Linked DNA regions of Homo sapiens: all the other regions are linked to region 1. Evidence: chromatin loops called from intact Hi-C (ENCODE). Cell type or tissue: heart right ventricle. All regions are shown on one strand. Links, peaks and the distances in the headings refer to the core of each region. The heading gives the core; the rest is flanking DNA. Region 1 overlaps RASGEF1C (RasGEF domain family member 1C). Region 2 overlaps GFPT2 (glutamine-fructose-6-phosphate transaminase 2). Region 3 holds the start of LOC124901153 (a long non-coding RNA gene).

Region 1 (10,133 bases), core at 1,389-9,388:
AATTTATATTAAATAATGTCTTTAAACATAAGCACACATAAAACAAGGTGATATATTGATCCGCTGGCAAAAGCCTTGTGATGAGAGTCTCACAGGAGCCTAACCTTGCATTTCCCCCCGGGAGCGATGGTTCTGTGCTCCCTCACTCGGTGCTGCAGCTGCTGGGAGTAATGGGCACCAGCTGTGTGTATGCATGCATCTATCATAACCATATATATTCCCATGCCTTGCTATGCGAACCTTTCCCTGTGCCATAACATATCCTTTGGAAAAAAAATTTTTAAATGGATTTAGAACTTTCCACTGTATAATATACCACCATTTAAAAGATGAAACTTAACCTAAATGTGTTTGTTAAAACTGCCAGGGTAGGCCAAGCGCAGTGGCTCACGCCTGTAATCGCAACACTTTGGGAGGCCAAGGTGGGTGGATCACCTGAGGTCAGGAGTTCAGGAACAGCCTGGTCAACATGATGAAACTCTGTCTCTACTAAATATACAAAAATTAGCTGGATGTGGTGGTGGGTGCCTGTAATCCCAGCTACTCAGGAGGCTGAGGCAGGAGAATCGCTTGAACCCGGGAGGCAGAGGTTGCAGTGAGCCGAGATTGTGCCACCGCACTCCAGCCTGGGAAACAAGAGCGAAACTTCATCTAAAAAAAAAAAAAAAAACTAAAACAAAAACAAAAAACAAAAAAAAATCCCCAAAAAACTGCCAGGGTAACTTTCAATAAATAGAGGGGAAGATGGAATGGGGGACCTATTCATCCAAAGGAAGCAAAGGAAGGAGGAAAAAGAAACAGATAAGGAAGATAACTATGTGGTACAACAGAAGATAGCAAGAACAAATTCTTATGGACTAGTGATTACAACACTGTAATTAACAAATGCAGCTGCTTGCCACTTTCAAGAGATACACTCCAAACACAAGGATATAAGTAAAAAAAAGAGAAAAATATATCTGATAAATATTACGTAACTATATTAACATTGAACAAAATAGACTTTAAGGCAACAAAAAAGACCCTGAGGCAAAAAGCTGTAGGAGAAATTGCATAATGATAAAAGGGTCAGCTCATCAGGGATATGTCACAAGTCTTAACTTGATTGCAGCTAGTAACATAGGTTCAATATATGGAGGCAAAAACAATCAGAAAGCTGAAGTTCTTTATCAGGAGAAGTTGAGTCCTACAGTCACATGGAAGATTTTAACACACATGACGGTAACTAGTAGCTTAGGGAGATTGAAAAAGAAAAACAAAACGCAACCCAGGATGAATATGAATCTCAGCAACACAATTTGAAGCAATAAACAAACACGGAAACTTGAACTTAACTACTTGAGAATACGCATTCTTTTCAAATGTTCAGAAACTTAAAAAATTTTTTGAAATAATCTATGTTTCAAAGATGAAATCATAATGGAATTAGAATGATAATGAAAATGTTAAAAAATAAAACTTGGAGGCTGTAAATAAAAATTTATGTAAAAAGAAATCAACCATCTTTCATGCTTTTATTAGAAAAGAAGGATAAAAACAAGCTGAACATCCAACATAAGAAACTAGAAAAAGAATAACAGTATAAATCCAAAGAAAGTAGATGGAAGGAAATAATAAAGAGTAGAGAAGAAAGAAATGAAATAGTAAAAAAAACTGCAATCTACAGAATCAACAAAGTCAAAAGATCTTTATTTGAAAACATTAATAAAATTGATGAACCTCGGATAAGATTGATAAAGAAACAAAGAGAGGTGTAAATAATCAAAATACTAGAGATGGATCAATGTAGATGTGAAGAAATTAAAAAGATACCTAGAGAATATTACAAATAATTGTATGTCTATAAATTTGGAAACTTAGGGGAAATGGCCAAATTCCTAGGAAAATATAAATTACAAAACAGACTAAAGAAGAAACATAAAACCTAAATAGTCCTAAAACCATTAAATTAATAACAAGAATAAACAACGAAACAAACAAACAAACAAGAATAACCTTGAATCAGTACACGAAAGTCATCCCTCAAAGAAAATACTCGGGAGGCTGAGGCAGGAGAATGGCATGAACCCAGGAGGCAGAGCTCGCAGTGAGCCGAGATAGCGCCACTGCACTCCAGCCTGGGCGACAGAGCGAGACTCTGTCTCAAAAAAAAAAAAAAGAAAAAGAAAATACCAAGCCTAGATGGTTCCACTGGCTAATTCTACAAAATGCTCCAAGAACAAGTAATTCCAGTCTTTCAGGAAGAATAGAGATCAGGGTAAGAGAAACAAAGACTACACAAGAACAGTATCAGAAGGGGAAATAACAGTTCAGTCTCACTGACGATTATAGTTGCAGAAATCCTAAAACATTAGCAAACCAAATCCAGGGAAGTGTGAAAAAGATAATGATTTCATTTATCCCAGTTTCGTTTATCTCAGAAATGCAAAGTTGGTTCAACATTGATTAAAAAAACAGCCTGGCGCAGTGGCTCACGCCTGTAATCCCAGCACTTTGGGAGGCCGAGGAGGGTGGATCACTTGAGGTCGGGAGTTCGGGAACAGCCTGACCAACATGGTGAAATCCTATCTCTACTAAAAATACAAAAATAGCTGAGCTTGGTGGTGGGCACCTGTAATCCTAGCTATTTGGAAGGCTGAGGCAGGAGAATCTCTTGAATCCAGGAGGCGGACGTTGTAGTGAGCGAAGATCGTGCTATTGCACTCCAGCCTGGGCAACAAGTGCAAAACTCCGTCTCAAACAACAACAGCAATAAAAAACTAGGCCAGGTGAGGTGGCTCACACCTGTAATCCCAGCACTTTGGGAAGCCAATGCAAGCAGATCTCTTGAGCTCAGGAGTTCTAGACCAGTCTGGGCAAACATGGAGAAACCCTGTCTCCACAAAAAATACCAAAATTAGCCAGGTATGGAGGCATGTGCCTGTAGTCCCAGCTACTTGGGGGGCTGAGGCAGGAGGATCACTTGAGCCCGGGAGGTTGAGGCTGCAGTGAGCTGTGTTCACATCACTGTACTCCAGCCTGGGAAAAAGAGCAAGACTCTGTCTCAAAAATACCAACAACAACAACAACAAAAAACCCAAAACAAACAAAAGAAACATTTATTTTAAAAACTAATATAAACAATCAGCTAACAGTTTAAAGGAGAAGAGAATATGTGAGTAACAGATCCAGAAAAAATAAATGAAATTTAACAACCATTCATGATGAGAATTCTGAGAAAACTAGGAAGGAACAGGATACTTCCTTAAGCTGATAATAGACATCTCAAGAAATCCTGTAGCAAACATCATACTCTATTGGGACAACACGTTAAAAGCATTCCTTTGAAAATCAGGATAAAATAAGGATGCCAGCTATCAATACTTCTATTTGACATTGTACCAGAGGTGCAAGTTAGCACAATAAGTTAGTCAGGCCGGGCGTGGTGGTTCATGCCTGTAATCCCAGCACTTTGGGAGTCCAAGGCGGGTGGATCACCTGAGGTCGGGAGTTCGAGACCAGCCTGACCAACATGGAGAACCCTTGTCTCTACTAAAAATACAAAATTAGCCAGGCGTGGTGGCGCATGCCTGTAATCCCAGCTACTCGGGAGGCTGAGGCAGGAGAATCGCTTGAACCCGGGAGGTGGAGGTTGCAATGAGCCGAGATCGCACCACTGCACTCCAGCCTGGGTGACAAAAGTGAGTGAGACTCCATCTCAAAAAAAAAAAGCTAATCTTAATTGCTAATATAAATATTGATAAATATAATCCATATAACCAAAAGTTAATTGGGGTCCTTAATAATTTTTAAGAGTATAAAGGGATCCTGAGCCTTTTGAGAACGGACACCCTACAGAAAGTGTGCACTCGTGTATACCAGCGGGTGTAAGAATGTCCACTGTGGGAATATTTATAACAGCAAAAAGCTGGACACACAAATGTTCATCTACAGTAGGGGGATAAAACAAATGTCATGTGTCGTCTTGATGTATTTCACAATAAAAAAGTAATATTTGGAAATGGCCCCAAACCAAACAAAAAATCTTACAAGAATCTCGGCCGGGCGCGGTAGCTCACGCCTGTAATCCCAGCACTTTGGGAGGCCGAGGCGGGCAGATCACAAGGTCAGGAGATCGAGACCATCATGGCTTACACGGTGAAACCCTGTCTCTACTAAAAATACAAAAAATTAGCCGGGTGTTGTGGTGGGCGCCTGTAGTCCCAGCTATTGGGGAGGCTGAGGCAGGAGAACGGTGTGAACCCGGGAGGCGGAGCTTGCAGTGAGCGGAGACCGCGCCCCTGCACTCCAGCCTGGGCGACAGAGTGAGATCCGTCTCAAAAAAAGAAAAAAAATCTCCCTCCCGTTCCTGCCTCCCAGCACCACAGTTGTTCCGAATTCCCAGAGCAGTCAGCATTCCTAGAGAGTGCTGACGGACACAGGCAACATACATGGTTTTGTGTTACCCTCTTTTTTTGTTACCCAAATGGTCACACACTCTCGCCCCTGCTCTTCCCTCTACCGTTTTCTCTCAGTGCCTGGAGGGATAGGTCTTGGAGGTTGTTCTGTCCACCTTATTCCCTTTCACAGCTGCACACCATTCTAGTTATAGACGTTTCATAATTTGTAATCCAGTCCCCATGGGTGACAAGGCAATCTGCCCCCAGTGTTTGGCCATAATAAACATTGTCTATCCCAAATATCTTCGTCCGTGCATGTTCGTGTACATGGGTGTGTATCTGTGGGATAAATTCGTAGGTATGGAAAATTGGGGTCAAGAAAGTCCATTTAGAGCGTCGATGCTAGTGCCAGTCTCCCCTCCAAAGTGGCTGCGCCAGCTTCACCCCAGCAGCCACGTGGAGTGTGTCTTCCACAATGTGTCTAACCTACTAGGTGATTTTTGCTTATCTGAGAAGTGAAAAATGCAATCTCATAGTTTGTACTTTTATTAGGTGTGAGGGCAGAAGGCACAATGTTTGCAATTCTGGCTTGGATTTAGCCCGTGGGAGGCACCGGCACCCTGCTGGTTGGGCTCCCAGAAGGGCGGGATCGAAATCCGGGTGCGTGGGCTGTGTCCTGAGCACCGGGACCCAGGAGTTCCCTTACCCATCCCGGGCAGCGGGCAGCAACCCGCGCTTCCCCGCGTGGCCGCTGGAGGGCACCGGCGCCCACCGAAACGCACCGGGAAGGCGCACGGGGTCCCGGAGCGCGCCAGGGGGCCCTCCACCCTCCTCCCTGCCCAGGGTCCTGGCCCACCCGAGCAGCGCGGCCCACGGCCTGGTTCCTGGCCCACTCCTCCTCCCTCGCTGGGTGGGTGACCCCCACGTCCCGCACGTCCAGGCTTTCCGGGGACTCGGGACTCGGTTGTCGTGGTGCGCCCCCGAGCTGGAGGGGCGTGGCGGAGTGGGCAGGGCCCCCCGAGCCCACCTGTCCCACTCTGGGCCACTCCAGCGCTCGCCCAGAGAAGGCTCGCGGGCTCCCCGGAGAGCGGCCAGTCACTGGGTGAGGCTCACTTTTGGGACAGCCCGTAAGAGCCTCCTACCTTTGTGCTGGCCAGAGGGTCCTTGTTCACAAAGGCCTGGACAAACTCCTCAGGCCCGATGTGCCGCAGCCGCTCCTGCAGGGAAGGGTGAAGAGTGGGTAAAAGAGGGAAGGTATGGGGAGGGGGTGTCCACTGGGGGGCCTGCCGTGGTGCCCCAGCCCCTAGTCCTCCTCACAACAGTCACTCTGCAACTGCCCTCCCCACTGGGGCTTGGAGACCCTGTTTTAGGTTGTCACAGAGCTCAGCGCCTTCCCTGGAGGAGGCAGCCCCTCCTTTCCCGGTTCATGGGGGCAGGGAGCAATGCTATGAGGCGTGACGCCCAGGGAAGCCAGGCTCCACGCTGGGTAACTGAAGTGGCCTGCTTCCTCTGCGGGGTGGAGGGGCTGGTGGCTAGGAGCATGGCATCTGGGTCAGAATCAAACCCTGGCTCTGTCCCTTCTGCTGTGTGACTTTGGCAAGTCGCTTCACCTTTCTGGGCCTTAGTTTCCTCTGTGTACAGGGCCTGCCTGGCCAGGTGATGGAGACATGAGCGAGCGCACGGGAGCGCGCTGAAGAGTGCCTGGAGAGCAGGGAGGTCGCCATCAACCCTCAGTCTCAAAGGGAAGAACCCGCCCCAGCCTCCCTCTCCCTGGGGTGGGCCCTTGGCCTCTGCATCCACAAGGGGCCCAGTGCATGCTCGAGGCTAGGCCAGGGCCTCCTTCACAAGCTTGTGGGGCTGCTCTGGGAAGCCAGGGAGGGCACAGTGTATCTGTGTGTGTCCTGCTGAATCCCGGGTGAGGAAGGTGGTTTGGGCCGGCTTACCAGTTCCACGTGGGTCAGCTGCTGGGCCAGTGTGTAGGGGTCGCTGCAGACACCAAGGAGCTCCCTGTGGATGGAGGCTGGTGGCTTGGTCCTGTAGGAGATGGGCTTGTCGGCACCCACCAGACCTTCTGGCCCCTGGCGCAGAGCCGCCAGCTTCTGGTGCAGAGCCTGTAGGAGCTGATGCATCCTCTTCCGGTATGCCTGGTGGGTGGAAAGAAGGGCGCTCAGGACTGAACACTCATCTCTGCATCTCTAACACTGGAACCAGGCAGCCACCTGGGCTCCAAAGGGAGGGTCTTTTCCTCAGGGTCTCTGGAGAAAAGGCCAGGTACCAGCGCAGGGGCCAGGACCTGCCCCTACCCTGAAACAGGACCCAATCCCGGCCAGGGTGGGGCCACCTGGCAAGGGATCTGGGGTGAAGGCTGCAGGGCTTCCCATCTGTGGGTGGGAGCCAAGAGGAGCACACATCAGGGAGGGTGACGGGGGCCGGGGGCAGCTGTCTGGGGCAGTGGGGTAGAGTGGGGTGGGCACGGCCAGGAAGCCAGAGAAAGGGAGAGAGGCGGGAGACATGGCATGGGCCCTGCCCTGGGCAGACGACTGGCATTTGGCTTGGCTTTAATGGGGCCTCTGTTATCTCCCAGGCCCAGCTCGGCCTTCCCCGACCAGCTGTGCTGTTGTCTGGGAGAGAGACAGGAGGTCAGTGGAAGGGCCAGGGCCCACGGGGGACTGACTGTGCCCCCCAGGGCTGGCAGTGGCTGCGCCCCACTCCCCATCTTCCCAGCACTCAGATGAAGCCCTGGGAGGCAGTGTGCCGACCACAGTTTTGGACACAGCCTTCCTTAGAGGGGTCGTTCCTTCCATGGGCAACAGATAGAAGAGTCGGACAACTGCCCGGCTAACCAGTGGGCGCCTTCTGCACCTGGCCCGTGCTCTGAGAGTTAGGCTTAGGGTTAAGCCACGTCCTGTCCCATTCCTCCCATCTGAGGCTCTGCCACAGCTGCCCACTGCCATAGGAGTGCCAGACGACTCCCAACCCCGCCACCAGAGCACAGGGCTCCAGCGTCCTCAGACAGTAGCAGCACCCCAGGGCCCTGGCTGAGGCCCCCCCAGAGCAATCGGAGCCCCCAGACCCTCACAGCCAGCATGCAGATGCCACACCTGCCCACCGCTCACTGCAGGCTCTGTGTGTCTCAAAATCGCATGAAGGAAAACTCCCTGCAATCTCTGAAGTGACCTGATGATGCCGACTGCCACCCTTCGTTATTTCCCGAGGCCTCTGGGAGCAGCAGCCTGTCCAGTCAAGGTGCGCCATCGCTGGGGACCAGGCTCCAGCTCCCACCACTGCCTCTGCCAGTGCCCAGGCCGGCTCCTGGCTGTAGGGGGTTGCATCTCACTCTGAGTTAGACCAAACCCCTTGAGGACATGAGGATGTCTACCTTAACAAACCCAGCCAGTCTGATGGCACTTCCTTGGAAATAGGGGTTTCCGAGGGGAAATAATTAGGTTTTCCTTGACGGTGGGAGAGGAGGTGCCCCTGAGGGGTGGCCACGGCCTTTCATCCCTGTACCCAGCCCATGATGTGGCCCAAAGCAAGAGCCCGTGCGTCTGAGCTGGCTGGTGGGGGTGAGCACTTACTGCGCACCCACTGTGTGCCCAGAGCAGGGCTGGGCTCTCATAGCACAGCGGCGGCAGCACAGACCTTGCAGCCCTGTGGAGCTGTTATTCTAGTGTGGGAGGAAATGACCCCATTGTCTCGACGGTGGTCCTATCAAAGAAGTCGCATAGGGTGACCTGGATGAGTACTGTTGGGAGCAGAGGCCAGGGAAACTAGGCTCCACGCTGGGTAATTGAAGTGGCCTGCTTCCTCTGCGGGGTAGGGGGCAGGGGGCCCATGGAAGGAACGACCCCTCTCAGGAAGGCTGTGTCCAAAACTGTGGTCGGCACACTGCCTCCCAGGGCTTCATCTGAGTGCTGGGAAGATGGGGAGTGGGGCGCAGCCACTGCCAGCCTTGAGGGGCACGGTCAGTCCCCTGTGGGCCCTGGCCCTTCCACGGACCTCCTGTCTCTCTCCCAGGCAAAGCCAGAGTCCCACGAGTGGCTACACCTGCTGTTTCGTCTCCTCACCCCCACTCACTCCTGAATCACTTCACCTGGCTGCCACTCCCATCAGTCAATTCGTTGGGCCCTCCTGTCACCAAAGCCAGTGGCCGTTTCTCAGGCTGCGTCTTCCTTGGCCACCTCCGCCTCAGCCTCCTGGTTGCTCCTGCCTTGGGCTGTCTGCAGGCTTGCCTGTGTTCACTGTCGTGAGATGCTGGGGTTCGGGGTTCTTCCTGCTCTGTCTAGGCCTCTCTTCTCACTCTTACTTAGCTCCTGGCTGTTCTGCTTCACACCTGCAGTCTCCCTCTGATCTCCAGAGTCATATGGGCGGCGGTCCGTCATATGGCCCATGGTCCTCTGTTTGCCCAGCACAGCAAATGGAGGTCGACTCTCCTTGTCCAAAGCTGGTATTCCCAGTGTTGGTGGATAGCGCGTCGGCCACCAGACACACAGGCTTGGTGCCATCCTCGACCCCGCCCTCTCCCTCATGCCCCTCTAGGCCATCACCACCCCTCTCTAGTTCATTTTCTTCTATTTCTGCGCATCCCACCACTGTCTCTGGAGCCCAGGCCACTGTCATCTCTCTGCTGCACTGGCCTTCTTAATGCCCCCAATGCATCCACGCCGGTTTCTCTCCACCCTGCAGCCACAGAGGTCTGTTCAAAATGCAAATCTGATCGCTGCCTCCCTGTTCCTGAAAATGCCTCCATGGCTTGTGCAAAGATAGGAGCCCTGGCGTGACTCTGAGGCTCCGAGGTCAGCTCTGGCCAGGCTTGGTGGCCTCTATGCGCCCTTGCTCCCCTTCTGTGCTCTGGACACAGGTCACTCCTCCGCCCCTTTGACTCCTTCCCACCCTCCCCATGTCCCCACTCCCCATGTCCCCGGCAGGATCTGGACAGCTTTCTCCCTTCTGGCACGTTCTCCTCATCCACTGGACCGAAGCTCAAGTGCTGTTTCCCCAGATGGGCCATTGGTGTTCAGTGCTGTGAGCCCTTCTGCCACACCACTTTTAGAGCTGTCAGGGAAATGATTCTGTTCACGTGCATCTCCTCTCCCTGGACCACAAGCTCCACACAGCCAACTGCGGGCTGCCCTGTGTTCATGAAGGGCCGTAGCTGGCTCACAGGAGGTGTCCACCAGCGTCTGCTGAATGCGTGGATAAACACCGCCTTCACCTGCTGACAGTCAGACGCTCTCTCCAGCAGGGTGTCAGGGCGGACTGCAGGCCCGTGCCAAAATCAAGGCTGCAGGGTGTCTGTGCCTACCCCTTGATAGGGCCACGAGATTGCCTTATTTTTTAAAAACACAGATACTTTAGCAAGATTTGTTACTGTTGAATGAACCAATATTCATTCCAAATAATCATCCTTTCCTGCTTGCTAATTTATTTCGATTTTTCCAGTGATGTTAGGTTCTAGCTTGTTTGTTCTTTCCTGACTCTTCTATGCCCCCTCTGAGTGTGGTTATGCTATCTGCCCTGCTCCTTGGCCTCCTCTCATTTTCTCACTGATTTCTCCACACTCGTGGATAGGAGCTTGGAGATCTCGCTGGTAGATAAGGGCAGGGCCAGAGACCTGAACCACCGAGCATGTCAAGGCATCCCCTCGTCACTATCGTGGGTCCATGTTTATGAAGCACCAGGCCGTGCTGGGGTGGAGCAGCACTTTGCCCCTCCTGCCTCGGGCTGAAGCCCTCTCTCCGCACTGATCATAGT
Region 2 (10,133 bases), core at 737-8,736, 200 kb after region 1:
CATGGGAGGGACTGAGGTCTAGACACAGTTGTCTCATCTAAAGGGGGCAGCCTTTGAGCAGATCCAGACACCTGCCACCTGAGAGAGGGCTGCACAGCATGCCCCGATCTGCTAGTTCTTCCAGAGAAGCTAGAGATTTCAGATTTCTCTGTGAAATCTCCAAATTTTACAACATTGGCAACTAACCCATTCATTTTGTGCAGGCTCGAAGCACTGTGCCCACCAGTGCATCTGGCCTTTGGCCACCAGGGCTGCCTACCACAGTCATGCAGGTGCTCCTAGGACAAGGACTCCAGGCCCAGGCCCAGGGATGGCTGAACTCTTCTTTGGCCCTGCGACTTGCTGAGCCACGATAGCTCACATGGAAGGATGAATAAGAACCGGCAGTGTTTAGACAGGCATTCTTTGATTATGTAATCCCAGGAAGCGAAGAGAAGAAGGCTCAGTTACCTTGCATCAGAAGCAAAGAAGAATTCCACGGCCTTGTCGCCCACAGCATGCAGGCAGGCGGAGCTGTCCAGCCTCTTCATCCGTGTCTTACAGATATTCTTCACATTCTCCAGAGTGCCTAGCAAATGGAGGAATGGGTTGCAAATCCCACTGGGATGTTTTGTTTGCATAATATGCAGCAAGGAACCAATTTCCCCTCTGAATATGTGTGGGAGAAATTTGCAATTTTTAGCTTTGGCTGTGTCAGCCAAATCGTGTAAAAGATCCCCCAATAGCACAGTACCACTGCAAAAGCATTTAAATGGCTACAGTGTGAGAGGAATGCAAACAAAAACAAACCAAAGAAGCACTCACATCAAAGCCCAGTTGCCGTTATACAATGGCACTTTTGTGTATGTTTGACAATATACAAAATCATGATAAATTCATGTCCATGATAAAAAGCTTAAAAAAAATGGAGCCAAGTCTCAGTTGCACAAAAACCTTTTAGACCTGGAGCTGTGCGCCTGTTGGGTCTGGCTCAGAGTGGGGTTTCCTTGCCTCAGAGGGGAGCTGACTGTGCCAGAGCAGCTGCCGAGTCCTGCGACACCAGCAGCTGTGCTGTTCCGGTACTTCTTGAGAAACTTACACGTCCTGTATAAGATAGGGATCTGTTCTGTGGAGAGCTTGTATTTGCTCCGGACTCCGATGAGCAGGGGGCTGCCTCTCCTGTAGGGAGAAAGAGGCATCCCATTACCCATTGCCTTTGACGCCCAGTGCTGGGTGTCTGCCCAGCATCTGAGGTAGGATCCCCAAATCTAGCCCTTTCCCAGTGGTGGAGGATCCTGTTTAGGTCCCACAGGACGGACGCCTGGAGCACAGGATGGAAAGGCCAGCTCCTGAGTCCCAGGTCCCTGACTTGGCATCACCCACCTGCCCAGAAAGCTTGGTAACCTGTCTCACTCCCACCCTCCTAGGCCGGGCCTCCTCCAGTCCAGTCAAGTCCCCACATGTGACCAACCCACAAGGTTAGATGGCGGAGGCTGAGCGTTTGGCAGCAGAGGAGGCGCTGGTGGGGCACAGGGGCACTCTAGGTCTCCACCCAGCCTCGACGGCAGCGCATCCCTATAACAATAGGGCTCTGCACCCACCATCTGCCCAAAGACCCCCTGTTGTTCCTTCCCTTCCCCTAGCCCAGTTCTCTAGCATTAGTGGGCACTAGTCTGACTGACTTTTGTATATTCTCTACTTTGTAGGTGACATAAGGTGATTTCTTGGGTGGTTTTTTGTCTCTGCCAAAGTGACACCCCGTGGATGGAAGTTTAGAATCTTCACCCCGCACCAGGTAGACTTCATCATAAAGAGGACAATAACTGTCACAGGCAAAATCTCAGGGAGTCTGCAGCTGGCCAAGGTGAGGGGCCCTCACTCAGGCCTCCTGTCCCAGCGTCACTGTCTCAGCCACTGCAGCCCGGCTCTCTGAGCACCTCAGCAGGGGATCTTTAGGAAAGAGCTTTAGGATATTTCCTCTGATTCACAACTTCTAGTGGTGGACGTGATGAAGATCTCATGATTTGGCTGGGCGCACAGTGGCTCACGCCTGTAATCCCAGCACTTTGCGGGGCTGAAGCGCGCAGATCACGAGATCAGGAGTTTGACACCAGCCTGGCCAACATGGCGGAACCCTGTCTCTACTAAAAATACAAAAATTAGCTGGGCATGGTGGGGGGTGCCTGTAATCCCAGCTACTCTGGAGGCTGAGACAAGAGAATCACTTGAACCCGGGAGGCGGAGGTTGCAATGAGCCGAGATCGTGCCACTGCACTCCAGCTTGGGCGACAAAGCGAGACTCCATCTCTAAATAAATAAATAAATAAATAAATAAAAGGATCTCATGATTTAAATGATATCCTGATTCCAAAATCTAATCCTTTGCTCATTCTTATAAATTATAGCATGCAAATAAAATCTACCATAGGTGTGCACAGAAATAAGAGGCTCACTCTGGTAACACATGCGCTCTAAACCTGCGGTTCTTCAAAACCAGGCAGGTAAAAGTGCAGTAGTTACGAAAGGATGTGTGCCTTTCCCCTCTACACATTAATTTATTAATAAGAAGAAAACACCGACGAACACTGTAATAAGACAATTTAAGAGAGCTGTTTCAAACACATGAATTGGAATACAATCCAGTAACATTTTACCTTAGGTGATTTCTTGCTAACTTAGATCAATGAACTAATGAAGTGCTTGCTCATCGGCTTGAATCCAGTCCACATATATCCATAATCTGTTAGCCTGACTCAATGCAGTTCCTAAATTTTTCTTCAACAATAACAGACCTTGTTTTCCAGTCACGTTGGCCTGTTTGGACCCCACTTATGGCTTCTCAAAGCGGGGGACAAAGTCTGGGGCTTTGAGGAAGGTGCTATGAACACCTTGAATATTTTAATCATTTATTGTGTAAAGCAAATCTGAGACATAGTTCTGGGGCCAGTGGGGAACTAGCATAAATAGTTTATAATAATGGCAGTGAGAAAGTAGGTGGATATCTAATTTTCTTGGCAAATGACTCCCCCAAATTTTATTGCTGTAGGTTGAGCTCTGTGGTTTCTCTAGACCTTGAGACATATAATTCTCCCAAGACAACCCGAAGATTGTACTGCAGGTTATAGAGCCCTCAGTTATAGGCAATTTAGAAAAATAAAGCTTTATTGCTTCTTCACGCTGCCTTCTTCTGAGTTCATTTAAAATAGTAAATCATGATAAAATTGGATTTTAAAAAGGGCTTCTAAATTTGATAGGAACCAACTGGTATTTTATAATTCTATGAATTGAAGGAATTAAATTCCAAATGGCAAATTAGTTCCAGTTTTAGAAAAGGTTAAAAAAAATGATGATAAATTCCTGTTGTTTCCTGCTGAGATACTACGCCAGTCTGGAAGAGACAGCCTCACCCTCTCCGGCCGTCTCCCAGGCCACAGGTTCATTCCAGATGGCTCCCCTGGGGCTTCAGATGAAGCCCGCAGCCCACAGGGCACTGAGGCCATTTAGAGCCGGCCTCTGTCCGCCTCTCCACTCCCCACAGCCTTTGAGGCCCTGGAGCAGTGTCCATACCACCTTGCTCACCACTGTCTCCCATGCCTGGCACACAGCAGGTGTCAGTAAACACACACTGGGCCTAGAACGCCTCCGTCCCACCAATGCCCTTGCACCATGCCCCCACCTTGCCAACGGGGATCCTGGGAGGTCCCACTCCCTCTGGGCCCCTTGCCTTTGCTCATGCTGGTTCCTCTTCCCACTGCCTGCCTGGGGCTACCTGCCATTGCCCCCCTGCCAGGTAAGGTGATATCCTGTGCTGGGGCCGGGCACAGGGCATCACTATCCTCTGCCCTTCTCTGCCCTCCTGTACAACTGTTCAGCCCTTCAAGGCAGGGACCAGGTCAGATGTCACTAAGTCCCCAGGGCCCAGCACACAGTAAGTGCACAGTAAATATTAGTTGCATGGTTGGATGGATGATCAACCTATGTGAATATAAACAGGATGGCACTTAACCTGCTTCTGTAAATCCATGCAGCACTGGGGGCCCACCGTAACAGAGGGACACATTGGGGCAAGCAGGCTCTCTGAGCCGATTCCTGGCATGCTCCTTTGTGAAGGTGAAGCTTGAGCCCCGGGCCTTCAAGGCCTCTGCTGTACTGGATCCAAATCAATATTCACTTTGCTCCCTAGTTTCATGTTCATAATTTTGCTTTTTCTTAAAGGGGGGCCCACATTGTACAGGCTTCAAGCCCCACAAAACCTGGATCTGCCCTGTCTGTACGATTTTATTTATAACTGGAATTTGTTGCCCACCTCTAAAAATCTGTGGAGATTTCAAACACAAATCCAACTTTCTGGTTTCTTTTTTTTTTTTTTTAATTCAGAAGTGTAGCACCACCAGCCATGGAGATGGTGGGGCGCGGTCCCCGGGGCTGAGCCACAGTTGTTCTTTAGACACCACGAGCACCTTTCAGCGTGCCACAGGCCCTACCTCTCCCGTCTCCCTCCAGCTAAGTGATTTTATTTTCGTTCTTTCTTATGGGAAATGCCAGTGTGTTTTGCCTCACCGTGTGGCAACGGCTTCTCCTGGGTAGTGGACACTCTTGAAAACCAGCGCGAATGCACCTTCCTGAAAACACACAAACAGTGAGGGTCAACGCGTTCCAGCAGCCGCTGCTGCAGCCTGGCCACAGCCCAGGTGCGTCTCCCTGGGCCCCTCCTGATGGCGGGAGGTCCTGGGGTCCCTCGGGGAGCTGAGTGCAGAACAGCGCATCCGGGGTGACATCACGAGGGAAAGCAAAACAGACGGTGCCACGGGAAGTACCACAAACCAGAACATGTGAATTCCACGGTGAGCGATGTGCGGCTTGCCCAGGCCCACAGGGAGCCCGGCAGGGGTGCCAGCTGGGTAGACGGGGCAGTGAGAGTCACAGGAAATGATAGCTGGGACCAGGCTTCCCTGCCCTGCTCAGGGACAGCACCTACTCAGCAAGCCCCTGTGAAGTGCACTTTAGCTCAACACACGGTAGGGCCTGGGTTCAAATCCTGGCTCCACCCCTGCACTGGGCTCTCCCTTTAGCCTTCTTGGCGCCTCGTTCTCCTCATCGGTGAAGGAAGTGAGAACAGCGCCACCTGGCGGGGCTTCCGTGACGATGATAAGCTAATGCACTGAGCCTGGCATCCGGAGACCCAAGAGAAGCACAGGTTGTCATGACCGTTACTGCTATTATCCTTTCCATGGATACGACTGCCACCTGCCCTCTGGGCCTCAGCTGGTTGGTTTGTGCAAAGCCAGAACTAGAATCCAGCTCTCCTAACACAAGAGGCCAGATGGTTTTTTGACTTAAATTCTTGGTGTAAATTCTTCCCCCACGTCCTGACCATCCTGTACTAACTTACCGCAACCCTAGCAGAGCTCAGTTATATATAACCAGCTGCAAATCTGAATTTCCACAAGAAATCCTCCAAGTGTGGAAGCCACGGGCAGCCCCAGGCCCCGGGTGGTCAGCGTGTCGGGTCCAGGTTGCCAACTCAGCTACAGGGCCAGGAACCTGAGTCACCGTCCCCAGGCCTCATTGGGGCTTTCAAACTGCCCCAAACCAGGGGGCTTCAGGCAGACCCTGGTGCTTTTGTCAACAATAAAATAGGACTGAATGGAAAAACACTGCACGTTCTCTGCCAAAAAGAGCCCGGTACTGTCCCAGGTAGGAAAAGTCTTAAGTTTAAAAGTGTCATTATGAGAGAGGTATTTCTGAAATTTCAAAATAAAAATGGAAAAGAAGAAACAGCATGCTGTAATACCTAATTGGCTCACTGTACCTTATCCAGCACATTAAATGTGGGATAGGCTGTTTTTTATAAACACGTCCTCTAAATGATGGACCTCCAAAAACGGGAGTTAGAGGACAAAAAGGCTTCAACAGTAGACTTACTTTTTAAATCAGACTCTGAAAACACCTGCTCAAGAATGATGTATTTTACACTACAGGATGGTGCCTGCCAGATGTTCTGGACTCTGGGCCAGTGTCCAGGCTGCCACAGCCCTGGGGGAGCTACTGGGTGGCACTGCTGTCTGACAGGATGGGCTCTGAGAGGCCCGGACCCCTCTCGTCCTCCCGCACCCTGCATGGGCCTGTGTCTGCTCCACCTCCTCCTCAGTGTAGGGGCCTCCCCTTGGACAATACGCCCAGTGTGTGCTCCCTTCTCAGGGACTTCTTCTCCCTGGGCCCTGTCCTCTGGGATGTCCCCAATCTCTCTCCCTCTCTCCCTCTTTTGGGCCATTCCGTTCCACATACAGACATGCTGTGATATCACCTATCACAAAAACAGGCCAGGCACAGTGGCTCACGCCTGTAAATCCCAGCATTTTGGGAGGCCAAGGCAGGTGGATCACTTAAAGTCAGGAGTTCGAGACCAGCCTGGTCAACATAGTGAAACCCTGTCTCTACTAAAAGTACAAAAATTAGCCAGGTGTGGTGGTGCGTGCCTGTAGTCTCAGCTAACTCAGGAGGCTGAGGCAGGAGGACTGCCTGAACCTGGGAGGTGGAGGTTGCAGTGAGCCAAGATCACACCACTGCACTCCAGCCTGTGCAACAGAGTGAGACTCTGTCTCAAAAAAGAAAAACCTAGAAACACATCCTCGCTTGGTACCACAACTCTCTCTGCACACCACCACCAAGCTCACGTGTGCATCATAAAAAGCCACGGACTCTAATGCCAGTCACAATTTCAGAAGTGTCACGATGAAGCAGGGCACTTTCTATTTGATGTTGACTACCCAAACCACAGAACGTCTTCCAGTTCTACAAGAGTGTAACATCTTAAGGCCAGGCTCTGCAGATGGGCTGTCTTTTATCCCCAGGACTCTGTGCAAGTTTGTCTAACAAGGGCTTATAAAAAATGAAGGATTCCTTGGCACTTGCTGCTTGAAAAAAATGTTTTTAATGAAAGAATGAAGGAATGAGTTAGACAGATGGGATTTGTAACTCACCAACTGCTGAATGACTCTCTCGACCAACGTTGAAAACGTAATGTCCTCAGTTTCTCTGTTGTCGAACACATATTTAATCAGCTTGGCGATGGTCTCTGTATCTGTTTCTGACTCAAACTCGTAGCCTTTGCTTTCCTGGAATATGCAGTCGGCACAGTGTGAGAGATTGGTCATTGCACAATGCCTGCCTGGCCAACTCCCTCTCCTCCCTGGTGATCTGCCCTTGGAGTGACTTAAGTCAAGAACAGGGAAAACCGGGAAGGGGGGAAAAATGTTTGCCAGCATCACAGCCAAATACCTCTGAGTCACTCCCGGAGGCCCTGAGATCATCCCACCTCAGAAGCTCACCCTTGCCACTAATCTGGACATTGCAAAATAACAGCAGTCAAAATGATAAAATACGTTGAGTCAAACCCACCCACATCCCAACTAACACCACAGAGCCTTTCAAACTTCAGACAGTCACTGTCTGACTTTCCGTCCCAACTCCGCCGGTATACGAGTCGCTGTGTTATATAATGCAGACAGTTTAATAAAACGAAGCTCCTGTTATTTTGATTCTGGGAATCTGCAGTGGCCCTTGAGATAAACACTAATGCCCTGTTATCTCCTCAAACGAGATCTGCAGGGCCTGGCTCAGCCAAGGCAGAGGTTTCTTCTCAACACGGTGACGTGGCTGAGTGTGGGTCTCACTCAGTTCCCACACTGGTTTCCGCAAGGAAATGAGCTGGCTGGAAAGTTTCTGGGGAGACCAATCCCACCGGACTGAGACATCACCTAGGGGAAGCATCTTACCAGAAATTTCCTCAGATCTTTGTAATTTGTGATGATCCCATTGTGGATGACAACAAATTCTGAAAGAAAAGTTAAGAGAGAAATGCTATTGAGAAGGAGGTTCATGTCAGATGTGAAGAGAGATGATTTCAAGGCTTGAGAACTCTCTGCAAACTCCAGGCCTCAAGACTTCTGTTAAGCACACTTTGTTTACAGTGATTAGCACAGATGTTTACGGCAGCAACTACAGTGGAACCAGGGATTAGCACCAGGGATGTCTAGGGCAGCGGCTACTACAATGGGATCCGGAGGAAATACACATCCCTCTTTCAGTGACCAGCAGCCACCAGCCTGACCGTGCAGAGAGCTCTCCCCTGTGCGCTATTATAGTATCAAACAGGCTTTGGGGTTCATGTCCCACGGGGATGATGAGCCCTTCGTTCCAGAAGTGATTCCAGGCACTCTCAACTGGCTTTAGGCACAAAGAGGTCGCAAAGAACAGTCCAGCACCGTGCTGTGTTTGACCCACACTGTGTTGTAAAAATATTTGAGTTTTTAAAATTCTGAGTGTTCACTTTAAAATCCTGGTTTCCTTGGGGGAAAAATCCCAGAAGTTCTGGCATCCCCAGGCTCAGCCACATTCCTGCACAGCAGGATCTGCCAGCTGCAGCTTTTCCCACCTCCCCAGTTCCTGCCGCACAACCCAGCTCACGCGGGCGGCTTCCTGCACAGGTAGCACCCCGCTGATCCTGGCGGGGAGGTGGCGGGGGGGCGGGGGGAGCAGGGGGATGCGGGGGATGCGGTGAGGGATGTCTGCCTCCACCCCACTGCATTTTCTCAATGAATAGCCCGCATATGAGTGCCTTGAGGGAAAGATCCAAGGCCAGCCTGAGAATTTTTCTGGGCAAGTAGCTCCGTTTCCCTCTCCCCCTAGAGGACAGAAAGATTCCCTATTACCCTTGAGGTTCAATAATTCCACCAGGAGGTGTCTAGATGTGGGATACGCTTCATAAATATTGACTATTTTTTTCAAAGCATCACTGTGAAGTCTTATTTGTTTTTATTATTACCATTATTATTTTGAGACAGAATCTCACTCTGTTGCCCAGGCTGGAGTGCAGTGGCGTGACCTTGGCTCACCACGACTGCTGCCTCCCGGGTTCAAGCGATTCTCCTGCCTCAGCCTCCCAAGTAGCTGGAATTGCAGGTGCTCGCCACCACACCCGGCTAATTTTTGTATTTTTTTAGTAGAGACAGGGTTTCACCATGTTAGCCAGGCTGGTCTCGAACTCCTGACCTCAGGCGATCCACCCACCTTGGCCTCCCAAAGTGCTGGGATTATAGGCTTGAGCCACTGTGCCTGGTCTATTGACTATTTTTGATCCCTTCTTTGGATATCCAACTCAAGTTTTCCTTCAGTTCGGGAAAGATTTCTCCCACAGCATCTTTTGAAATCTTTTCCATTATTCTTTTTCTTTATTCTCACCATGATTTCCTCTATTTAAAAAAATTGTAGTGTTTGTTTTTGTGAGGTCACACCCAAAAATGGGAGGGCTTAAATAAGAAAAGCCCAGTTTCAACAGATGTGCTGACCACAGCTCAGCTTTATTTTTTATGTATTTATTTATTTATTTTTTACTGCTCTGTGCTCTGATCGCTTCTTGTGCACACCAGTTACCCATATGTTGGATCCATATTAACTGGCTCCACGTCCATCCCCTTCTCCATTTTTTTATATCTATGGTGATATTGTTTCTTTTTCTTTCTTTTTTTTTTTCTGAGATGGAGTCTCACTCTGTCGCCCAGGCTGGAGTGCAGTGGCGCGAGCTCGGCTCACTGCAAGCTCCGCCTCCCAGGTTCACGCCATTCTCCTGCCTCCGCCTCCCGAGTAGCTGGGACCACAGGCACCCGCCACCATGCCTGGCTAATTTTTTGTATTTTTAGTAGAGATGGGGTTTCACCGTGTTAGCCAGGATGGTCTCGATCTCCCGACCTCATGGTCCGCCCGCCTCGGCCTCCCAAAGTGCTGGGATTACAGGCGTGAGCCACCATGCCTGGCCGGTGATATTGTTTCTTTACATTATTCTCTTAATTCTGCTACACTTTCTTTCATCTCAGTCTATGATCCTATCATTAATTTGTTTTCTGGAATCCATGTTGTCTCTGCAGAATCTTTGTGTAATTTCCTTGTGTGGTATAGTTGCTGGGCGTTCAGACTTCCTTAAAAGCATGCTCTTCAGCTATCACTGCTGAGTGTCAAAGAAATTTTATAAATCTTTGCTTATTGTCCTGTTGTTTTCTTTTCAATTACTCATCCTGAGTCAGGGCTGGAGTGTCCAAGTTTGGGTGTGGGTGGGCCTCCTGGGAGCCTCCCTGCTTTGGGGACACAATGAGAAT
Region 3 (10,133 bases), core at 1,300-9,299, 340 kb after region 1:
CTCTGTCCCTCATGCTCCTGGCAGTGAGCTGGGTTTTCACCTCTGCTCCTTGGGTGAGGGGCGGAGGGGATCAGTCCTCCCTGACCCATCCTCACAAGGTCAGTCCCTTGGTGACGTGGCTTTTGTCCCTTATTCGTAGAGATGTCCCACACACGCACTGCTGCCCACCCAGGCTGGAGAGAGGCCGTGGGGCTCAGCCATCTGTTCCCCAGACTCATAGGGCCTCAGGGTCAGACCTACAGAGGAAGGAATTGCTCCGAATGTAAACGGCTCCCAGGACAGTGATTCTCAGAGGGACCCTAAGCTCGCCAGCAGAGAACGGCACCCCAGTGGTGCCCAGGCCTCAATAGCACCCGAGTGCCAAGGGAGCTTCTGGAAGTCCCAGGTTCCTGGGCCTGGGAATGTGCATCCCCAGCCACCCCCTCCTGCTTTGGGAGAGTGGGATCACGTTTTTCCAGGCCCCACTTCATGGGGAGCCACAGCCACACTGCAGGAGCCACATAGCTCCTGCTGCCCCCTTGGTGGTTCACCAAGCTCCTGGGCTCCCCAGGCCAGGTGCGGGGTGGGAGCCTGCTCAGCCCCGGAGGCTGGCATATCCTGACAGCAGCTTCTTCCCAGGAGCCCAACCATGAGTGCCTGTGGAAATGAAGGATGCTCCAGGTGAGGCTAGGTCTCCTCAAGGAGGGAGAGTGTGGTCAGCTGAATGATGGCCCCAAAGACATCCAGTCCTAATCCCTGCAGCACACAACCGTTGCCTTCTGTGGCATGAAGGAGCTCTGCAGGTGTGATTAAGGTAAGGATTCTTTTTTTTTGAGACGGAGTCTTGCTCTGTCGCCCAGGCTGGGATGCAGTGGTGCAATCTCGGCTCACTGCAAGCTCCTCCTCCTCCCAAGTTCAAGCAATTGTTCTGCCTCAGCCTCCCAAGTAGCTGGGACTACAGGTGCCCACCACCATGCCCAGCTAATATTTGTATTTTTAGTAGAGACAGGGTTTCACCATGTTGGCCAGGAAGGTCTTGATCTCCTGACCTCATGATCCACCTGCCTCGGCCTCCCAAAGTGCTGGGTTTATAAGGCATGAGCCACCGCACCTGGCCTTGAGATGGAGTTTTGCTCTTGTCACCCAGGCTGGAGTTCAGTGGCATGATCTCGGCTCACTGCAACCTCCACCTCCTGGGTTCAAGTGATTCTCCTGCCTCAGCCTCCCAAGTAGCTGGGATTACAGGCACCTGCCAGCACACCCGGCTAATTTTTTGTATTTTTAGTAGAGACCAGGTTTCATCATGTTGAATAGGCTGGTCTCAAACTCCTGACCTCAGGTGATCCGCCCAACTTGGCCTCCCAAAGTGCTAGGATTACAGGCATGAGCCACCACGCCCAGCCAGGATTTTCTTTTTTCTTTTTGAGATGGAGTCTCGCTCTGTCGCCCAGGCTGGAGTGCAGTGGCACGATCTCGGCTCACTGCAAGCTCCGCCTCCCGGGTTCACACCATTCTCCTGCCTCAGCCTCCCGAGTAGCTGGGATTACAGGCACCCGCCACCATGCCCTGCTAAATTTTTTTTTTGTATTTTTAGTAGAGATGGGGTTTCACCTTGTTAGCCAGGATGGTCTCAATCTCCTGACCTCGTGATCCACCCGCCTCAGCCTCCCAAAGTGCTGGGATTACAGGCCCTGGCCAGGATTTTTTTTGAGATGGAGTCTCACTTCCTTGCCCAGGATGGAGTGCACTAGCACAATCTCGGCTCACTGCAAACTGCCTCCTGGGTTCAAGGGATTGTCCTGCTTCAGCCTCCCGAGCAACTGGGATTACAGGCATGCACCACAACTGGCTAATTTTTGTATTTTTTATTAAAGAGGGGGTTTCACCATGTTGGCCAGGCTGATCTCAAACTTCTGGCCTCAAGTGATCCACCCATCTCGGCCTCCCAAAATGCTGGGATTACAGGTGTGAGCCACTGCACCTGGCGAAGCTAAGGATCTTGGGATGGAAAGGTTGTCCTGGGTTAGCCAGGTGGGCCCTAAATGTAATCACAAGTGTCCTTACAAGAGAGAGGAAAAGAGACTACACACAGAAGAGAAGGTGGAAGAGAGATTACACACAGACGAGAATGCGACGTGACCAGGGAGGCAGAGACTGGAGGTTGTGGCCACAAGCCAAGGAATGCTGGCAGCCCTTAGGAGCTGGCAGAGGCCAGGAGCAGCTTCTCCTCTGGAGCCTCCAGAGGGAACCAGCCCCGCTGACACCTTGACTTTACCCCGTACAACTGACTTTAGACTTGTGGCCTCCAGAACTGTAGAGAATAAACTTGTGTTAGCCACCAGGTTTGTGGTAACTTGTTGCATCAGCCATGGGGCATCTCCTCCTCCTGGAAGCTGCAGCCTGGTGGAGAGGTCTAGCAGGGTCTGTGGGAGTCATCTGGGGTTCCAGTGCAAAGTCAGCAGCCCTGAAAGCTGCTCTTCTCTCTCTGCATGGGTTGCAGCCGCGTCTGCTCAGTGTGGTTTCAGTTCTCTGACAAACCAGGGCTTCCCAGCCTGCCCCAGAGCAGGCCTTGCGTGCTGATACAGCTGGGACCCCCTCTGCAGCCCAGGCCAGCCTGAGGGATTACTGAGAAGTCCAGGTGAGCTGGAGATGTGAGGTGGGGCTCACAGCTGGTGCCCAGCTTCCTCCAGCTCCAGCTCCTCCCACCCAGGCCCATCCTGCTGCTGCATCTTTCAGGGTCTCCACATCTGTCCCTAGACAGACCCTGTCCTTTCTGCAGCAGAGCGGGTAGAAATGGACCCTCATCGTGGGGTGGTCAGCCCCAGCACAGCCTGGGCAGGATGCTGGGCACCTGGTGTGAGGACCAGGCCTGCCTCCCGTTATCCTTGTGGGCTCTGGAGGGCAAGGTCAGAACTGGGTCTAACCCAGGTCCCACGCCCCCCACCTCACAGGGGTGAGCACAGGTCTGAGGTTTGTTGAACGAACAGCTCCTGCAGCCCCTGAGAAAGCTGGCTTCCTCTGGAAAGTATCAGGGCCATCTTCCCAGTCCCCCTCCTGTCTCCGGCCCACCCCCAGCTACAAATCCCAGCATTGGGTGGGAGGTGGAGGCTCTGGGATCTTGACTCTGGAAGACTCCCTGGCCCTTCCCAGCACCTGTCTTCTGGGCCTCAGCTCCCATCAACAACGTGGTCTTGGCTCAGGCCCCTGACTCTCCCTGCCCCCGCCCCACGCACCTCCAAGGCCACCCTCTGTCCACCCTGCCTCCACCTGGAGCCCCCCTGTGGCCGCCTGCTGCTGCACTCCATCAAGACATCACGCTCCGGCCTCAGACTGCTGGGCTCTGAGCCTCGCTGGACTCTTCTTGGAGGGGATGGAAACCCAGTGAAGATGGGATCTGGGATAAAGGACCATATGTGTAGATGCTGGGCATCCCTGGCCAGGGTCCCGTCCCCGACCCCAGGCCTGTGCCTCCCCCACTCCCCAACCTCCCCCAGTCAGCTGCAGTTCGTGTTGCCTTCACCCTCACAGGCTCCAGCACTTCTGACTTCCACACACCCAGCTCAATAAACCCAAAGTAAACATTCCCTCCAAAAGTCCCTGAATGGTGTCTGTCATCCTGGGTTGAACTCGTGCCCATCTCAGCAGCAGGAATTTTGACAGGGAAAGGAATGCTATGGGTCAGCCTTCAGGCCTTGGCCCCAGGCCTGTTGCAGGGCACAGAAGGGGCCATCTGGCTGGAACCCCATCTACTGAGAGAGGGACAGGAACGAGCCCTAAGGGAGCCACCATAAGAGGGAGTGGATACTCACCAAAGATGCCTATATCTGCTGCGTCTCCTGCAGGTGCCCCTAGCGAGAGGTGAAGCCAGCTGGACTTCCTGGGTCCAGTGGGGACTTGGAGAACTTTTCTGTCTTACGAGAGGATTGTAAAATGCACCAATCAGCACTCTGTAGCTAGGATTGTAAAATGCACCAATCAATGCTCTGTGGCTAGCCAGAGGTTTGTAAATGTGCCAATCAGTGCTCTGTAAAAATGCACCAATCCGTGCTTTGTGGCTAGCTGGAGGTTTGTAAAATGGACCAATCAGCAGTCTGTAAAATGGACCAATCAGTGCTCTGTAAAATGGACCAATCAGCAGGATGTGGGCAAGGACAAATAAAGGAATAAAAAAAGCTGGCCACCCACCCCACCCCTGGCCAGTAGTAGCAACTCCCTAGGGTCCTGTTCCACGGTGTGGAAGTTTCGTTGATTCCCTCTTCACAGTAAATCTTGCTGTTGCTCACTCTTTGGGTCTGTACCACCTTTGAGAGCTGTTAACACTCACCGTGAAGGGCTGCGGCTTCATTCTTGAAGTCAACGAGACCAGGAACCCACCGGAAGGAAGAAACTCCGGACACACCACCTTTAAGAGCTGTAACACTCACTGTGAAGGTCCGCAGCTTCATTCTTAAAGTCAGCGAGACTACAAACCCACCGGAAGGGACAAACTCCAGACACACTAGGTGCACCCCACCTCCCTGCTACTGACAGGATGCTCGCCCTGGCACTGGTGCTCCTGGCCACTGAGGGTGACGTGTGGTCCTCTCCGCCTTATGTAGCCTGCTGGCCGGCATCTGCCTCAGCCCCAGCATGATGGCCTCGGCCCTTTGTAGGAACCAGACTGATTCCTGCCAGGAAACCCCTTTCACCTTCCCCACCCAGAAATGACAGGGACAGACACCAGGGGAGTGAAGATACGTCTGCCACATAACACCCTGGAGAACCATGTGTCAGCCTCTGTAACCTCAGTTTCCTCATCTGCAAAATGACCTGCCTGGGCTCGGGGGAGGCTAAAAGGCCCTGTCCAAACGTGAGCTGGCCCACAGTCCTTCAGGCAGTTGTGGCACATGGCTGAGTTAAGAGAAGGTGCCTTGGATTGGGCTGTGTCCCCAGTTCAGTAGCTCCAGGCTGGACTTGTCCATGCTAACCAGATGGCCACCTGGTAACTTTCAGCGAAGTTCACCCCTCCAGGAAAGCCACCAGCACAGGGGACTCTGGGGCCTGTGGCTTGGGGCTCCGGCGTTGGGGGAGACCTGGCCAAAAGTGGCTCAGCCTAGGAGCTGCAGGTCTGGCAGGCACAGCACCTTCCCCCACAGCTACTGGCACCCTCTCACCAGATAACACCCGTTGAGAGCCCTGTGGCTGCGGACAGGCCTGCTCAAAGATGCCATTATGCAGAGTCCTCTCTGCCTTGCCTCTTTTTCCGGGCAGGGTGGCGGTGCAGCATTTTCCATGGCTGCCCAATACTCGGCTCAAGCTTCTGCATTCTGAGCTTCAGGCCTAACGCGCTTCCAAGGTTCCCAAACCTGTCCCTCAGCCACGCGCGGGCGCGGTGTGGTTGCTCCCAGGTATGCCTGCCTGACCCTGTCCAGAAAACGAGTGGTCTAGCACTCAGCCAGGCTTCCATTCTGTGTACGGGGAGCAGAGGAGGGGCTCACGGCAGCCCCCAAACACTGGGCACTTGGTCAGAAACAAAGGGGAGACCCTACACCCCACAAAGCATGAATCTGTAAAAGAAGTTTGAGGCCAGGCGCCGTGGCACACATCTGTAATCTCAACACTTTGGGAGGCCAAGGCGGGTGAATCCTTTGAGGCCAGGAGTCCAAGACCAGCCTGGCCAATATGGCGAAACCCCGTCTCTACTAAAAATATGAAATTAGCTGGGTGTAGTGGAGTGCATCTGTATTCCCAGCTACTCGGGAGGCTGAGGTGGGAGGATGGTTTGAGCCTGTGAGGCAGAGGTTGCAGTGAGCTGAGATTGTGCCACTGCACTCCAGCCTGGGTGACAAGAGCAAGATTCTGTCTCAAAAATAAAATTTTAAAAGTTCTGCAATTCTGCATAAAGATAAATGCTATTTGTTCCTGGGGGCTGGGGTCACCAGGGAGGCTTCCTGGAGGAGGAGGCAGGGCTGAGGAATGGATGGCAGCAGAGAGTATTTGTGGGTGAGGCTATGGTGCTGCTGGAGAGGCAGGGTGTGGCAGCTTGGGCTGGGGCCAGCAGTGAGCTTGGAATTCCCCAGGGCTTTCCAGAAGCCAGAAGGCCGGGGCGGAGTGGGTTGTCCAAGAGCTTGTCTTGTCCTCTTGCCCTGGCCACAGCCGGGAAGCCCTGGGCAGGCGCCCGTGGATAGCTGGCACGCTCAGCCTTTGGTGGAGAACTGAGGTGAGCTGGAAGGACTAATGGGAGGGAGGAGAGGTGTACTGGGGCCCCGGGGCAAGGCCCTGCTTTGCACTCAAGATAAGAATCCAGGGCTCTAAGGGGAGGTGGTGAGGGAGGGAGCCGCCCGTCCCGCCGTATTCAAGGAGAAAGACACATCTGGGGTCAAATTAGAGAGCTGGTGGGGACTGTTTTCTGGTGCTGAGTCAGCTCCAGGAGGTCCCCTCTTCCCCACTGGTCCAGAAAGTCTGAAGCAGGAAGGTGGAAAAACATTTCGTGCTCAGGGAGGAAACGTCTTCACCCCGGTTTACAGGTGAGGAAATGGGCTCAGAGCGTGGCTAAAGTCCCCCAAGGGCCAGGCAGGCAGGGCAGGTCGGGGTGCCCAGGGTTGCTGCCGCTGATTCTGGCCTGGGTGGAGGAGGGGCTGACGGCCTGTGCTGGGACAGGGACAATTGTGATTATTAGCCTGGAGGAAGGGGGGCTTGAAAGTCAGGAAGGCCACGGGAGTCGGGACAGAGAAGCTGCCGTGGCTTAAAAGTGTCCCCTAGAGTTCCTGCACTGGCAGCCTAGTCCCCAGTGCAATAGCACGGAGAGGTGGGACCTTTAAGAGGTGATGAGGTCACAAGGGCTGGGCCCTCCTGAGCCCATCAATGCTATCATCATGGGAGTGGGTTTGTTATCAAAGCGAGTTCGGTCCCTTCTTGGTCTGTCTCTGGAGCACACACACCCCGTCCTTCCACTTACTGCCACAGGATGACACGTCAGCAGGGCCCTCACCAGATGCTGGCCCCTTGATCTCAGACTTCCCGGCCTCCTGCGCTGCCAGCCTAATACACTTCTCTTCGTTGTAAATTACTCAGTCTGTGATATTCTGTGATAGCAACAGAAAACAGACGAAGACGCAGGCCAAGGTGAGCTCAGATGGGAATGGGGCCTGGTGTGAGTCAGGATGTGGACTGGCCCAGGGCACAGAGGTCAGGAGCAGGACATTGGGGCCAGAGCTCAGGGTTACCTGGACTCTGTCAGAGGCCTCTGGTTGGATCCAGCCTCACCACCCTGGTGTTTGAGGCCCTCTGCACTTCCATCCAGCTCCGGGCAGCCAGGTTGGTCTCTTTCATCTCCTGTGCACACACTTCAGTCTCATCTCTCACCCTTGACCCTGCCCAAAATAGTCTGTACTTACGAAGAGTCTGCCCCTCTTTCCAGCTTTATCTCAGGAAGGACCTTCAGGAAGCTTTTCCCAACCACTTCAGCCCCAGGGTCCTGAGATTTCTCTGGATTCCGGAACGCGCTGGCCGGTCACTCAACACCAGAGTGAATACACGTGTCTGTCTGGTCCCGCCGTCCTCACTGCAGGAAGCTGATAGTTGTGGGGAGAGATGGACAATAACCAGGGCGATGAGCAGATGCATTGCTGCAGCGTGGGTCCCTGGTGGGGGAATGGTGCTGAGAACGGGAATGACGCGCAAGGCCTCCCTGAGGTGGGGAGGTAGGGAAGGAGCCCACTACGGAGATCTGGGGGCACACGGGAAGTCCTGGGGCTGAAAAGAGCCGGCCTGGCTGGAGGCAGAAGGCCACGGGGGAGGCTGGTGCTGGTGCCACGGGGAGACACCCAGGCAGAGCTGGAGAGGTTGTGGCAGCAACACCGTCCTGGTGACAAGCCACCAGAGATGCCCACACGGAAGCATGTGGGAATGATTTGCATTTTGGGACAGTCCCTCTGACTGCGGTGGCTGGAGTAGATTGTAGAGGTCAGTGCTGGATCCTGGGACAGCCCTTTGTGTCGTCTGATTCAAGGTGATGTTCTTGGACCAGGGTGGTGGCAGTGGGAATGAAGAGAAGTGGATGGATTTGGGGTGCAGAATCAGTGAGGCTTGGGGATAAGGGGGACTGCTCAGGCTTCTGGCAGAAGCGAGCAGGTGTGGTGTGCAGTTCCCTGGGTTGGGGGGCGGGGGTTCCCAGCAGCAACCTGGGCTGCGGGAAGGTCGTGAGTGCTCCCGGGGACTGCAAGCCAGTGAAGGACTGCGTGGAGGCATCAGGTGGACAAGTTGTCACAAAGGCCAGGCAACTCTGAGGAAGGCCCTGGGCAGACAACACAAACCATGGAGTCAGAGGAGCTGAGCCCAAATCCACTCCGTCCATATCACGGCCATCTGGGCACTGTCAGTGCCACCCCACTTCCCAGAGAGATGTCATCTGCACTCAGGACTCCAGCCATCACAGGTGTGCCCCCAGCTCCCACTCCTGCACCTCCTGCAAGACCCTGCCCTCCCCTAGCTTCAGGCACATGCCCAGCTCCTCCCCAACACTGCACCTGGTAACCTCAGGCTCCCTCCAACTCTGGAGACTCCAGTGGAACTCAGATACCCCCCTCCCCACCGCCCCTGGCTTTCTCCTGCTCCTCCTCCTTCTCCATCCTCTACCATGGGTGATGTCATTGCTGCCCACTCATAACAGCGAGCATCTTAGTTGGTACTCTAGACCAGGGCTTTGCACACTCTAGACCAGGGCTTTGCACACACTAGACCAGGGCTTTGCACACTGTAGACCAGGGCTTTTGCACACTTCAAGGCATGCGTAAATCACCTGGAGGTCTTATTAAAATGCAGGTTCTCATTCAGCAAGCCTGGTAGGCCTAAGATTCTGGATTTCTTTCTCCTTTCTTCTCTATTTTTTTCCTTCTTTCCTTCCTTCCTTCCTTCCTTGCTTCCTTCCTCCCTCCCTCCCTTCTTCCTTTTTCCTTCTTCCTCCCTCCCTTTCTTTCTTTCTTTTCCTCTTTCTTTTCTATTTCTTTCTTTCTTTCTCCTCCCTCTCTCCCTCCTTTCTTTTCTTTTGGAGACAGGGTTTCACTATGTTACCCAGGCTGAACACAAACTCCTGGGATCAAGTGATCCTCCTGCTTCAGCCTCCTAAGTAGTTGGGGCTACAGACTGGATTTTGCATTTCTAAGAAACCCAGCTACTGCTGCTGCTGGCCCTTAACCACAGTTGCAGGGATGAGGCGTTTCTAGACCTGTCCCTCTCCTCCCCACCCCACACATCCTGGAAGCTTCTTGGGTCTTCCTCTCTTCCCTTCCTTCTACCACCTGAGCTCAGGTCCCGTCATCTCTGACCTGGATGGACTATGGCACCTCCTGGCACGCCTTCCTTTGCTTTAAGCTGCTGAGGGCTGTTCCGCGGTAGGCGTCACTTATCCAGTGGCGTTTCCCTGCAGCCTGCAGGGTCCAAGCCTCTCCTCAGCGCAGATGCTGTGCATGGATGGGGCGGGAGGATGTTCACAGAAGCGCCATGGAGGGACAGCCAAGATCAAAGCCAGGAAGTGGGCTCCATCAGGGGCTGTCCTATCAATCCCGGGGGCTCATTCACCCATGGAGGTCCCGTGCCAAAGCCAGGGAGAGCCAAGGGCAAGAACCCATTACTCCAGAGAGCACCCTTGCTTGGTGCTCTAGATAGCCGGTCTTAAGAGGCTGGGCACGGTGGTTCATGCTGGTAATCCCAGCACTTTGGGAGGCCAAGGTGGGAGGATCATTTGAGGCCAGGCGTTCAAGACCAGCCTCAGCAACATAGCAAGACCCCCATCTCTATGAAAAACAGCAGATCACAGATTTTCACAGTGTGGACTAAAACCACTTGCTAAAATATACGTTTTAGCCCCAACCCCGGAGATTCTGATTCTGTGTTCCTGGGGGAGCCATCAGTTTAAAAGAAAAAAACAAAACAAGCAAAAGCTAAGCAGGAGCTGCAGACACCCACCCGAGTCTGAGCCTGGCTGCGCTTCCCCACCGATGCCAATGGCACCACCTGGTGGTCATCATGTACATTACACCACCTTCCTGGAGGGGCGTCCTTGCACATGGTATAGGGTCGCTGCACACAGCATCTCTTCTAATTTTCCCAACTCTGCAAGAGAGATCCTCATCCCCGTTTCACTGATGGAGAAGCCGAGACTCAAAGAGGAGAGG

The links. Hi-C counts contacts between places; a loop is a spot of excess contacts. Peaks named below come from ENCODE experiments on the same cell type or tissue, not always from the same donor. Only the 100,000 strongest peaks of a DNase experiment are listed, where the experiment ranks them.
Region 2: it touches region 1 in a loop (9-fold over the local background); 48 of 110 quality-filtered maps call a loop at or near these places.
Region 3: it touches region 1 in a loop (3.0-fold over the local background); 47 of 110 quality-filtered maps call a loop at or near these places.

Annotation. Positions count from the first base shown.
Region 1 is chr5:180,122,088-180,132,220 of GRCh38, forward strand. It overlaps RASGEF1C (RasGEF domain family member 1C), which reads right to left. Exons shown (of 14, transcript NM_175062.4): 5 at 6,323-6,523; 6 at 5,522-5,596. Among named protein-coding and RNA genes, the nearest start is that of RNF130, 55 kb to the left of the region's middle. RefSeq lists silencers at 4,522-4,816, 5,043-5,092, 5,163-5,232. In heart right ventricle, for the core only: CTCF peaks have their summits at 5,132 (motif pointing right) and 5,332; a DNase peak (open chromatin) is centred at 5,194; H3K27me3 peaks cover 2,104 bases.
Region 2 is chr5:180,323,738-180,333,870 of GRCh38, forward strand. GFPT2 (glutamine-fructose-6-phosphate transaminase 2) reads right to left here. Exons shown (of 19, transcript NM_005110.4): 5 at 7,758-7,816; 6 at 6,963-7,097; 7 at 4,540-4,601; 8 at 1,079-1,158; 9 at 451-568. Among named protein-coding and RNA genes, the nearest start is that of GFPT2, 25 kb to the right of the region's middle. RefSeq lists enhancers at 1-77, 5,112-6,101, 6,102-7,089, 8,080-9,067, 10,056-10,133. In heart right ventricle, for the core only: CTCF peaks have their summits at 5,114 (motif pointing left) and 5,313; DNase peaks (open chromatin) are centred at 5,104 and 7,174; H3K27ac peaks cover 2,908 bases; H3K27me3 peaks cover 730 bases.
Region 3 is chr5:180,461,187-180,471,319 of GRCh38, forward strand. LOC124901153 (a long non-coding RNA gene) reads right to left here and starts at 4,110. Exons shown (of 2, transcript XR_007059087.1): 1 at 3,789-4,110; 2 at 1,830-3,373. It overlaps LOC102725231 (a long non-coding RNA gene), which reads left to right and starts at 6,047. Exons shown (of 4, transcript XR_941323.2): 1 at 6,047-6,178; 2 at 6,416-6,485; 3 at 6,925-7,083. RefSeq lists enhancers at 5,877-7,076, 9,878-10,077. In heart right ventricle, for the core only: no CTCF peak of the experiment used is centred there; a DNase peak (open chromatin) is centred at 6,067; H3K27me3 peaks cover 806 bases.